Regions from separate parts of the Mus musculus genome. Here regions 1 and 3 are each linked to region 2. The links are chromatin contacts, found by Hi-C or POLR2A ChIA-PET in ENCODE. All regions are on one chromosome and are shown on one strand. Each heading gives the region's core, a stretch centred on a gene start or an enhancer-like site at or near the end of the contact. The rest is flanking DNA. Distances are from core to core; before and after follow the strand shown. Region 1 holds the start of Ccdc57 (coiled-coil domain containing 57). Region 2 holds the start of Cd7 (CD7 antigen). Region 3 holds the start of Slc16a3 (solute carrier family 16 (monocarboxylic acid transporters), member 3).

Evidence for each region. Hi-C counts contacts between places; a loop is a spot of excess contacts on that map. ChIA-PET counts read pairs that join two places held with the same protein, here RNA polymerase II (POLR2A).
Region 1: a map of left cerebral cortex shows a loop between it and region 2 (2.4-fold over the local background). The contact joins the promoter of Ccdc57 here to the promoter of Cd7 in region 2. A Hi-C loop is called at or near these places in 1 of 37 maps with a recorded cell type or tissue (left cerebral cortex). POLR2A ChIA-PET finds 5 or more read pairs at or near these places in 1 of 5 experiments (Patski).
Region 3: a loop to region 2 is called in a map of T-helper 2 cell, with 2.2 times the contacts of the local background. The contact joins the promoter of Slc16a3 here to the promoter of Cd7 in region 2. A Hi-C loop is called at or near these places in 1 of 37 maps with a recorded cell type or tissue (T-helper 2 cell). POLR2A ChIA-PET finds 5 or more read pairs at or near these places in 1 of 5 experiments (embryonic stem cell).

Annotation. Positions count from the first base shown.
Region 1 is chr11:120,930,917-120,934,333 of GRCm38, reverse strand. It overlaps Ccdc57 (coiled-coil domain containing 57), which reads left to right and starts at 1,462. Exons shown (of 19, transcript NM_027745.1): 1 at 1,462-1,618. A430102A20Rik (a long non-coding RNA gene) reads right to left here and starts at 1,470. Exons shown (of 3, transcript XR_880367.2): 1 at 1,243-1,470; 2 at 926-993; 3 at 322-778.
Region 2 is chr11:121,038,059-121,041,278 of GRCm38, reverse strand. Cd7 (CD7 antigen) reads left to right here and starts at 1,801. Exons shown (of 4, transcript NM_009854.2): 1 at 1,801-1,986; 2 at 2,929-3,220. The coding sequence starts at 1,914. All of the region lies in intron 1 of Gm11775 (a long non-coding RNA gene), which reads right to left.
Region 3 is chr11:120,947,812-120,951,134 of GRCm38, reverse strand. Slc16a3 (solute carrier family 16 (monocarboxylic acid transporters), member 3) reads right to left here and starts at 2,068. Exons shown (of 6, transcript NM_001038653.1): 1 at 1,985-2,068.

The DNA of each region.
Region 1 (3,417 bases), core at 213-2,712, 110 kb after region 2:
TAGAAACAAGGAAAGAAATTAGATTCAGGAATCTCTATCCCACTCTCTCCCCCCATCCTTCTTTCTCTCCTATCTGGTGATGGTGGGGTGAAACAGGGGTGGGAAAAAGAACCACAAAGTAGCAAAGACCAACTACAGGAAGCTCCTGTGACAGAGTGAGGCAGAGACAAGGGGTGTGAACATACTTGTGGAATGGGGCTGACCCTTGGACCCCTCAATTAAGGCAAGGGTTTTACATTTGACAGCAAAGAACTGGCAGTTGAGGTTACCTCACTTTCTAATAGAACAGAAGGCCCCTAGAAGTTCAGGGGACTCCCTGGCTGAGAAGAAGGCTACAAAGACAAGCTGGTTGGGGGAAGGTTCAAACACCAAGCATTTGCTGTCAGGAAGTGGGGACAGCAAGTTGAGGGAAAGAGACTGACGGGTAGAGGAAGACGGCAGGATATAGGACAGGAAAGTAGGAATGACTAGACTTCTTGATACTGCCCTCCTGGAGGAGGGGATTCCCAGACACTCCCCATCCCCTAGGAATTATGCTGGTTTAGGTGTGTATGCCAGTTCCAGGACCAGGCCACAGTTTAACTTCTTCAGTATAAAGAGATAAGAATACCATTCTTTTTATTATTTGTGACTGTGTGAACGTGCAGACCATAACATATGGGGGATAGGGAAGACTCATGGGAATTGGTTCTCTCCTTCCATTCTGTGGGTCCCAGAGTGTGAATCAGGTCATCAGACTGACACATCCACAGAGCCATCTCCCTGGCCCTCAGATGACCTAAGGATTTAAAGAAAGACAAAGGCGAGCCTACAACGAATTCCTGGGGCTCATGCAGGCCCTTCCCAGCAACCAGCCCCATTCCATCCAACTCTTCTTAGTCCAGGACACGCTCCATGAAAGCTGGGGTCTTGGAGGATCATTCACCTTTTGATGCTTGGGGTTTCAGACCAAATCGTGGATGGACTTCTTGTGACTGCGCCTTACCCAGGGCTCTGAAAGAGGATCAACTTCTTCACTTAGCCCTCTCCGCCTGGCGACATGCCCTAGGTGCAACCTCCACCCACTCTTGCCATGTGCACCCTTGTTACAGTCTCATGTGCAGTCTACAAAGGGAAAACCTGAGTCCCAGAATAACTTCCCACCCACGACTTGCAGGTTCCATCCCTGAGCTCCCAGTCCCTCCGCCTACAGGCACCTCCTGCTAAGCTGAAGTTAGCCCTTTGGGACTCCAGAATGGGCACCTTGGGGACCCTCAGGACAGCTGGGGGAGGGCACAGGGCCCCGTAGGTGTAGGTCCTTGCTCACTGGCTCGCACTACTCAGGGAGTCTGCTAGGCCACGGAACCCCAAGCGTCTCTTCCTTCGGTACCAGCGCACAGGTCGGAACTCTTTTGTGTTGAGACTCCTGTTTCTGCCCGGCGGGATCGGAGCGCCGCTCAGGGTGCACCGGGACCAAGGTTACTGACTCCAGTCGCTATGGTAACGTGGCCCGCGCTGTAGGTTCGGGCGGGAGAGTGCTGGCGCTCGGAATCCTGGAGACCCGGGTCCCAGCTGGCGCAGCTCTAGGTCGCACGCGGGAGACGAAGCTAATTCCGCTGGGACCGTCCTGGCACACGCGGTGAGTGGACGGTCATCGCATCAGGTTCTTGCTCCCCTGTAGCTTTCTTTGACTCAGACTCCCAAACGCCTACCTCGTGATTAGCCACACGCGCTTCACAGCGCTTCAGTCCCTCACTGACTTCATTAGTCCATTATCTTGTAGACTACTTGTCATCCTGGCTTGGCCCGATATTTTACACAATTAAGTTACACATTTTAAACAAGAAAATGGCGCGCTCGTGCCTCCCAGAAGGCAAACGCCCCATTACTGGGGAATACTTTCGTCGCCAAGGTTTGAGTGGTTTAAGTGGTGGCTGCCAAGGGGCTAACATAAAGTTATTATTTTCTACTCGGCATGGTGGCACATGCTTTAAAATCCCAGGATTTGGGGGCAGAGGCAGGCGGATTTCTGTTATTTCGAGGCCGGCCTGGTCTGCATAGTTCCAGGACAGCCAGAGCTATGTAGAGACTCTGTCTTAAAATCTAAATAAATAACAAGGTTTCTGTTTTCTTTCCTTTTTTTTTTAAGATTTATTTATTTATTATATGTAAGTACACTGCAGCTGTCTTCAGACACATTAGAAGAGGGCATCAGATCCTACTACAGATGGTTGTGAGCCACTATGTGGTTGCTGGGATTTGAACTCAGGACCTTTAGAAGAGCAGTCGGGTGCTCTTACCCACTGAGCCATCTCACCAGCCCCCAGGTTTCTATTTTCTTATTGTAAATAATAAACACCATTTGGGGAGGTGCTTGACTGTGTAAAAGTCTTGCTTTTAACCATATTTTCAGCTACTAATTTTAGCATACGTCAGTGAAAGCTTCCTGATTTTTTTTTTTCTTTTGATTTCATGTTTTATTCTTGCTATGTTGGGTGCAGAAAAAGAATCACAAGTTAACTGAATCAAAGGCCATTCAGACCATTCGGACTGAAGTGGGATCCAGTTTCCAGCAGTCTTTATTTAGAATCGGCATCAGTGTAGGTTTCAATCACTGCTCTGGCAGCTGGGGCCCAGGGAGAGCTGCAGGAAACAAGAACAGGCTGTATTCTCCAGGGCTCCTGCCTGGGTACAGGTCGGTCCTCCCTGGGAATAGCAGGTGGAGGATAACAGCGACTCCAAGGGATGGGCTAGTCATGAAGAGATGGAGATCATTGATGTCCCCACAGGGAGGACCTCAGAGGTCACTGCCCTTCCACCTGTATCCTGGAATCTTTTATGAAACTGCTCCATGAGAACCAGGCAGGAATTTCATTGGCTTCAGGAATAGTCCAGTATAAGCCCACTGTCTTAGTCACTGTTCTGTTGCTATGAAGAGACGCCATGACCAAAGCAACTCTTATAAAAGAAAGCATTTAACTAGGGGCTGGTGTACAGCTTCAGAGGCTTAGTCCATTATCATCATGGCAGCAAGCATGGTACTTGGTAGCTGACAGCTACACCCTAATCTAGAGACAGGACAGACTGAGACAGCCTGGCGTGGGCTTCTGAAACCTCAAAGCCCACCCTAGTGACACACACTTCCTCCTATAAGGCCACACCTCCTAATCCTTCTAATCTTTACAAACAGTTCCACTCCCTGGTGACTAAGCATTCAAATACATAAGCCTATGGGAACCATTCTTTTTTTGTTTGTTTTTGTTTTTCGAGACAGGGTTTCTCTGTATAGCCCTGGCTGTCCTGGAACTCACTCTGTAGACCAGGCTGGCCTCGAACTCAGAAATCCACCTGCCTCTGCCTCCCGAGTGCTGGGATTAAAGGCATGTGCCACCAAGCCCGGCTTCTTGTCTCTTCTTAAGCACCCACATAATTCCAGTA
Region 2 (3,220 bases), core at 552-3,051:
ATCCTCACCCTCCCTCATCTCCATCTCCACCCTCTGTTTCTCTTGGACCCATATCGTGTCTTATTGTAATCCAAACTTGGGTGAGTTTGCCTCCTACATACTCCATAACCCAGTCTTCAGATAAGCATCTGTGATTCTGATCATTAAACGAGAACAGTAAACCAAGGAAACAGTCAACTTCTGGAAGATATGATTGTTAGAAACAAACCCACAGAATATCATTTGAGCCTGGCTGATGGTGCATGCTTTTAGTCCCAGCATTTGGGAGGCAGAGGCAGGTGAGTCTCAGAGTTTGATGCCAACCTGGTCTACAGAGTGAGTTCCAGGATAGCCTGGGCTACACAGAGAAACCTTATCTCACAAAACAGCAACAACAACAAAAACCACTCGAGCTGAGACCTGAAAATGAAGCCCCGAGCTAAAGACGCTGCCTGGTGAGCTGGAGAGATGGCCCAGTGGAGAAGACCCTGCCTGATGACAGTGGCCTCCAGAGTCACAACCACAGTGCATCTGATGCTACCGCCCAGCACCCAGATGCACAGAGTCTGTGCCTCTTCAATCAAAATAAATGCACTGGGGTTTGGGTCATCACCTCCTCCTGGAGCCCTGGAGCCCTTAGGCACAGCCCATAGGGCCCTGTGTGTCTATGATCTCTGAAACTTGAGGCATGGTGCCCCAAACAGTCAAAAGTGTCGATGCACGAAGACCACATCAAGGTCAGCCCTGCAGAGGTGGCAGCACTCCAGTCCATGTGCCCCTGGTGTGGCCACGGGCATCCTAGGAAGGAGACTAGGTCTAGGTCTTTGACTGTTCTTACTTCCCTGTAAAGTCTGTCTTTCCATGAACTTCTCCCCTGGGGGCTAGGTGCTGATTTCTTTACTGCCCACCTGACCCAGCTCCCCTCGTATTTCTCTCCAATATTCTCAGGCTGCACAGTTCCATACCTGCTGTCCCTGTGTTACCACAGGTGACCTGTCCCTCCCCAACCCTTTGTTCCTAAAATCTTCCAACTTTGACCTTCCTTTACCTGAGTCCCTCTCCCATGTGCCCTCAAGTACCCCGCATGGCACCCCTGTCTACACCATAGCATTCCAAACCCACCTACAGGGGGAGCATCTTCCCCCTTAGAGTAGGACCCCGGAGGAACTGCTTTGAGTCCCTATGTGACACTGTACACACACACACACACAAACTCACCCCTCAGTGTGACACACTGGCTCTGGTACCAGCAATAAAACTCATGGTTGACAAGAGTCCTAGCTCTCCCCCAACCTGGGAACCAGACACAGGGCCCTCGGTTTTGTCCCAGAAGGCAGATTGCTATTGAAGGGGCTCCTAGCCGCCCTTTGGCCTAGCAGATCTGGCTCAATCATGCTTCTAAGGAAGGATCACCCAGGCCGCCAAGGCAACCACAGCCAAGGCTACTGGGTATGCTGTGTCAGGCTGAAACCCCAGTGTGTCCAGACAACAGGTGAGACCACAGACCTGAACACATCCCAGCAGAAAATGACACAAAAGACCAGAGGAAACTTCAACTCCCTCCCGGCCTCTAAACCTTTAAGTCCCTCTAATTTTTCTTCCAGGTTACAGGACTAGTTCTTATTTCTTCTTCCTCTTGACGTCTCCTGTGGAGACTCTTGGTTAAAGATGATAAAGATGTGGGCCAGCCAACCAGCCAGGGAGGACAGTTGGGGTCAGGTGGCTTCCTCCACCTGGCTTGTTGTGTTCCCTGCCCACCAAGCTCCACCTTCATCTTCAGGAAGCCCTCCCTCGGAGCTTCACCACCAATCGCATTGAACTGCCACACCCCTGTTTCTTCCTCTCAGGGTTTTTGGTGTGAACTTTCACAGTGCTCAGTAATGTGTTGTAGCCAGAGTGGCTGATTTGGCTCAGATCACCTGGATTTGGGCGTCATGACTCAGCAGGCAGTGCTGGCTTTGCTGCTTACACTGGCCGGAATCCTGCCTGGCCCCCTGGATGCCCAAGGTAAGCATCCCTGTAGCAGGGCTCCCAGAGAGCATCTCACACACCCACCTGGGGAAGGGTTGGCCCTGACTTGACTTCCCCAAGTCTTAGTCTTAGACCTGGAATAGTCCCAGCTCCGTGGAAAAGCAGAGACTTGAAAGCTTTAGTTTACAGGACTAACATCTACCCTTGGTGCTTGTGAGAACTGTGTTCTTCAGTTCCCTTTCAGAGCAGCTGTCTGTGGGAAGTCTTGTGGTAAGGTGTAAAAGATCTACAATAAGATTATGGGAGGCTCAGGCTCCCAGGCACAATTCTTGTGCAAAACCAGCATAGTGTTCATTCTGTGAGATGCTGAGGTTTGTACTCAGTCTTGCCTACAGGAAAGTGGGTGGTGTGGGTGCCAGGCACGGCAAACGGGGCTGGAATCTGAAAGAGTGAGTATCCCATGAACAAGTCAACATGTGCCCCTTGCGCAGAGCCACAGGCTCTGGATGCCTAGAAATGATGGGGGGAAGGAGGGTGATGAAGAAACCAGCATCGGAAAGAGTAGGCAAAGAGGAGATAGGACTATGGCTGTCTGGGAGTGACTGACTCACTTAAAAGAGAAAGAAAGAGTACAGCCAGGGTGGGGAGTAGTCAAAAGGGAAGTCCTTGTGTTGAGATGCAACAAAGTTGCCAAGTTCCTATAGCATTTCTGCAGAGAGGGGTGTGATGGAGGAGGCATCTCACAGGAATACAAAATGGGAGAAAGAAACCTGGAGGTGTAGAGAGTGCAGCCCCTGTGCACAGCAAAATGAGACAGCATGTGTGAGCATGCGGGTGCGGGTGCTGTGAGAGATGCTCAAGAGTGTGCAAGGACATACATGAATGTAGGATCTGTGGAGCCTCTGAGATACGTGTTAGCGTGTTTGAGTCACCGTGTGCTGTGCGCCAGCTTGGTGCTAACTGGCTGGTTCTTCACAGACGTACACCAGTCCCCCCGACTCACGATTGCCTCTGAGGGGGATTCTGTCAACATCACCTGCTCTACAAGAGGGCACCTGGAAGGGATCTTAATGAAGAAGATCTGGCCTCAGGCTTACAATGTGATTTACTTTGAAGACCGGCAGGAGCCCACAGTAGACAGGACCTTCTCAGGCCGAATTAATTTCTCTGGTTCCCAGAAGAACCTGACCATCACCATAAGCTCCCTCCAGCTGGCAGACACTGGAGACTACACCTGCGAGGCTGTCAGGAAAGTCAGTGCCCGTGGCTT
Region 3 (3,323 bases), core at 819-3,318, 90 kb after region 2:
GGGGTGGGGCTTGGATCAGAGGGCGGCAACCGACTGGAGATAGTGGTCCAGCCGACCTGGGCGGGGTTCAATGGGTCGGGTTAGGGAAGGAAGCTCCGCCCAAGCGGACTCGGGACGTGGGGGACGTGACCGCGCCAAGGGAGGAGCCGCTGCCGTATTGCCTGGAGTAGGCGGTCCTCTGCTTCTACCGTACTTGCAGCTCACGGCGCCAAATGCCCTGAGAGACCTAAGACTCACCCGTAGATTAGCTTGCAAGGCGGGCCAGTTCATTCTGCCCTTCACGAAGGCGAGCGAGGGCGCGCGACTGAACCTCTGGGATGCTGAGATGGGCTAGTTCATTATCCATCTACCCCCTCATGGCCCATTCCACTGATGGGAACAACGGCCAGAAGTCTGCTCTTGCCGCTAGGGCGGTCTCCATTCCTAACCTGCCCCTGAGCCAGTGCTCAGTGCCAGCTGGACCAAGGCCTGGTCCAGAGGTCTCTAATTGCTTAGCATCACCATCCAGAAAGTCCCGCATGGGGCCCAAAGGTGTCTGCTTCTGGGCCTCCCCAGCCCTCCCCTTTCTGACCAGTTCACTGGAGGATTAGAGTCCTAAAGTCCCGGAACACCGGCATACTGTGGGGTCCCACGCACTGGCCCCTTCAACATTACTTCTTGATGGTTCTAAGGCCTACTGTGCTTTCTCCTCGCTGCCCCTCGAAATTTAGGCATCCAAGCAGTGAGATCGTTTTTACGGGGAGCAAGCCCTGCCCAAGGTCACTGGTGATGTGGCCAAGTCCATCTTGGAACCAAACCACTGGTTATTCAAAGTCCTTGCCAAGAAGGGGCCACATGTATCTCGGTAGTGTCCTCAGTGCCCCTTAAGGGGTAGACTCATCCTTTGCACAGCATCCTAGCTGTGCACTAGTCACTGCTCATCCTGAGTGAGTCCACACACTTTTAGGACTGTCCTCGTTCCTCAACACGGACGGACCCAGCACCCACGGGACACCAGCCAACTTTGGGCCTGTACAATGATGCCGGGAGCCCTCGGGGATAACCTGCTCCCAACAGAAGAACTTTGGGAAAGCTAATGAGCCTGTGTTATGGGGAGAACCTTGCCGTTACGCTCAGACCAACCTGTTGTCCTGAAAGGGTTCCTGTCGGCCTGGGCCCTGCTGCCCTCTCCTTGCTTGTCACCCAGATTCCAAGCACTATCAGCTGTCCAGAGTTAACAGTTTCTTGAGCCTGTCTGTTGACTGGACCAGCATCCAGGCAGGCGCCTAGTCAACCCACTTGTCAGGTAAGAAAACAGACCGTGCCTGGTTTTCCTATCGGATGAGAATAGAGCAAACAGAGCCCACTCCGGAGGAAAACCCCACTTTCATGTGCCTAGTTTGGGTTAATAGTGGTGGCTGGGTAAGAGTTGATGAGTTTAAGATGGTAGAAAAGGTGGATGTAAAGAGATGAAAGAGACCCGAGGGCATACCTCCCCCAACGTGGCACCATTCCGAAGCGCACGTGTCCCTCTCTCTCACTGGGCGGCCTGCTGACGCCCGCTGGAGATTCGGGGTTCCAAGGAGGCTGTAGCATTCCCACCAAATATAGCCCAGGTTCCCCGGCCGTCCGGCCACGCTCCAACCCTCTTGGGCCGAGCTATTTATACTCTGGACGTTTGGTCGCCCAGGGCAGCTGCCCTCCTGGACGAAGCCCAGCCCCCGAGGGCTACCGGATGGATAGATAGGCGTCTACGAGGGCAGGGAAGCAGGATGCAAGCGCGCAACTGGCTGTTCATGGCCCTTTGGTGGAGCCGCAGTGGTGAGAAGGTTCTCCAAGTCAAGAAAGAATGGGGCTGGAGAACCAGGAGGAGAGAGGGTCAGGGGCCGGGAGCTCCAGGTCTGGATCCCCCGCCTGATGATCGAAGGCCCCAAACCTTGGGCGACTGGAGGCGGGGGGAGGGTCCCAGCCTCGCTCCGCGCGCCAAGCATCTCGCCGCGCCTACCTGTTACCGCCAGCCGCTGTATCTGCCTCTGTCCGCCTTGGCTGCCCGGCGCCGCGCCGGGGGCGACTTTAAGTGCTCTCATCCGTCGCGCGGCACGTCCCCCGCGCACGTCACCGCTGCCTGGCGCCGCCCCTGCCCTCCCCACCCGGACCCCGCGCCGCTGCCGGAGGGGGCGCCCTGGCCGCTGTTCCCCGACGGCGCGGACAATGCCATCTCCACTTAACAGGGAGACCAGGCTGGCACTCGCTCTATAGGCGCCCGGGGCCCGGGCCCCACCCAACGCAGACCTTCTCACTGTTCTCTTCCGCGCCCTTGGGCCGTGACTACCCACCTCTGCTTCCCATTCTACCCTCCATTTATCCCCTCCCAAGACTGTGGGCTCCTTCCATGATTCCTGCAAGAGAGTGGCAATGTCCTCGCTATCTCCGAGACTGGGACCTTTTGCCCTCCAGACCCTGGCCTTCTGGCCTGCGCCTTCTGCCGGGTGGCACACGCCCCCACCACACCTCATGCACACAGGGCTCCTGCCGCCTGCCTACTTCGGACTTTCGCCCCATCCAAACCACCATACCTTGCTCGTGCCTCAGCCTGGGCTATTGTGTGGCTGTGGCAGCTGTCTTCCCTAGTTAGGAAGACTCAGGCACCTTGGACTGACCGGGGATCTTGGGCAAGGCTGTCAACCTCCCTGAACTTCCGTTTTCCCCTGTGGTCGGGGCCCTGCAACAAAGTCAGATACAGGCACTGACACAGCCCTGCTCTGTCGCCCCTCAACTCCTATAGAAGTGATTTTTATGGGGGGATTTCTGCTCCACTCTAGCCTGTATAGCTCCCTGGGGGGCGGGGGGGGGGGCAAAGAAACCTGGTGTTTTTATTAACAAGCTGTAAGTTTAAACCGGGCAGGTTCTGAGATTGCTATAACATCCTAACTATAGACGCCACATTACTTGCCAACTGAGTCTTGCTGTGTTTGCTCTGCCCCATGAGTGTCCTCAGCGATTTTCTCTCGGCCACGTGCTCATGGTCCATCCTCCCAGACCATCCTGCCTCAAGGCAGGCCTCTTCCTTCCCCTGCCTTTTTCCTTTTCCTGGTACCTACTGGAGATACCCCTACTCATCTCAAGTTCCACCTTCCTCTCTTTCCTGCCCAGTCACAGGCTTTAGCCTTTTACTATCCAATCAGAAGTTATTGGGGAGCATTCTCCACAGCACATTGGTCAATACGCTGCCCATGTCCAGACTGCAACCTGATCTTGGGGCACAGAACTCTTGGGGCATCTGAATACACAGAGCACAAGAGCAATCCTAACACTCCCAGCCCAGTGTGGGAGATGAGGACAGG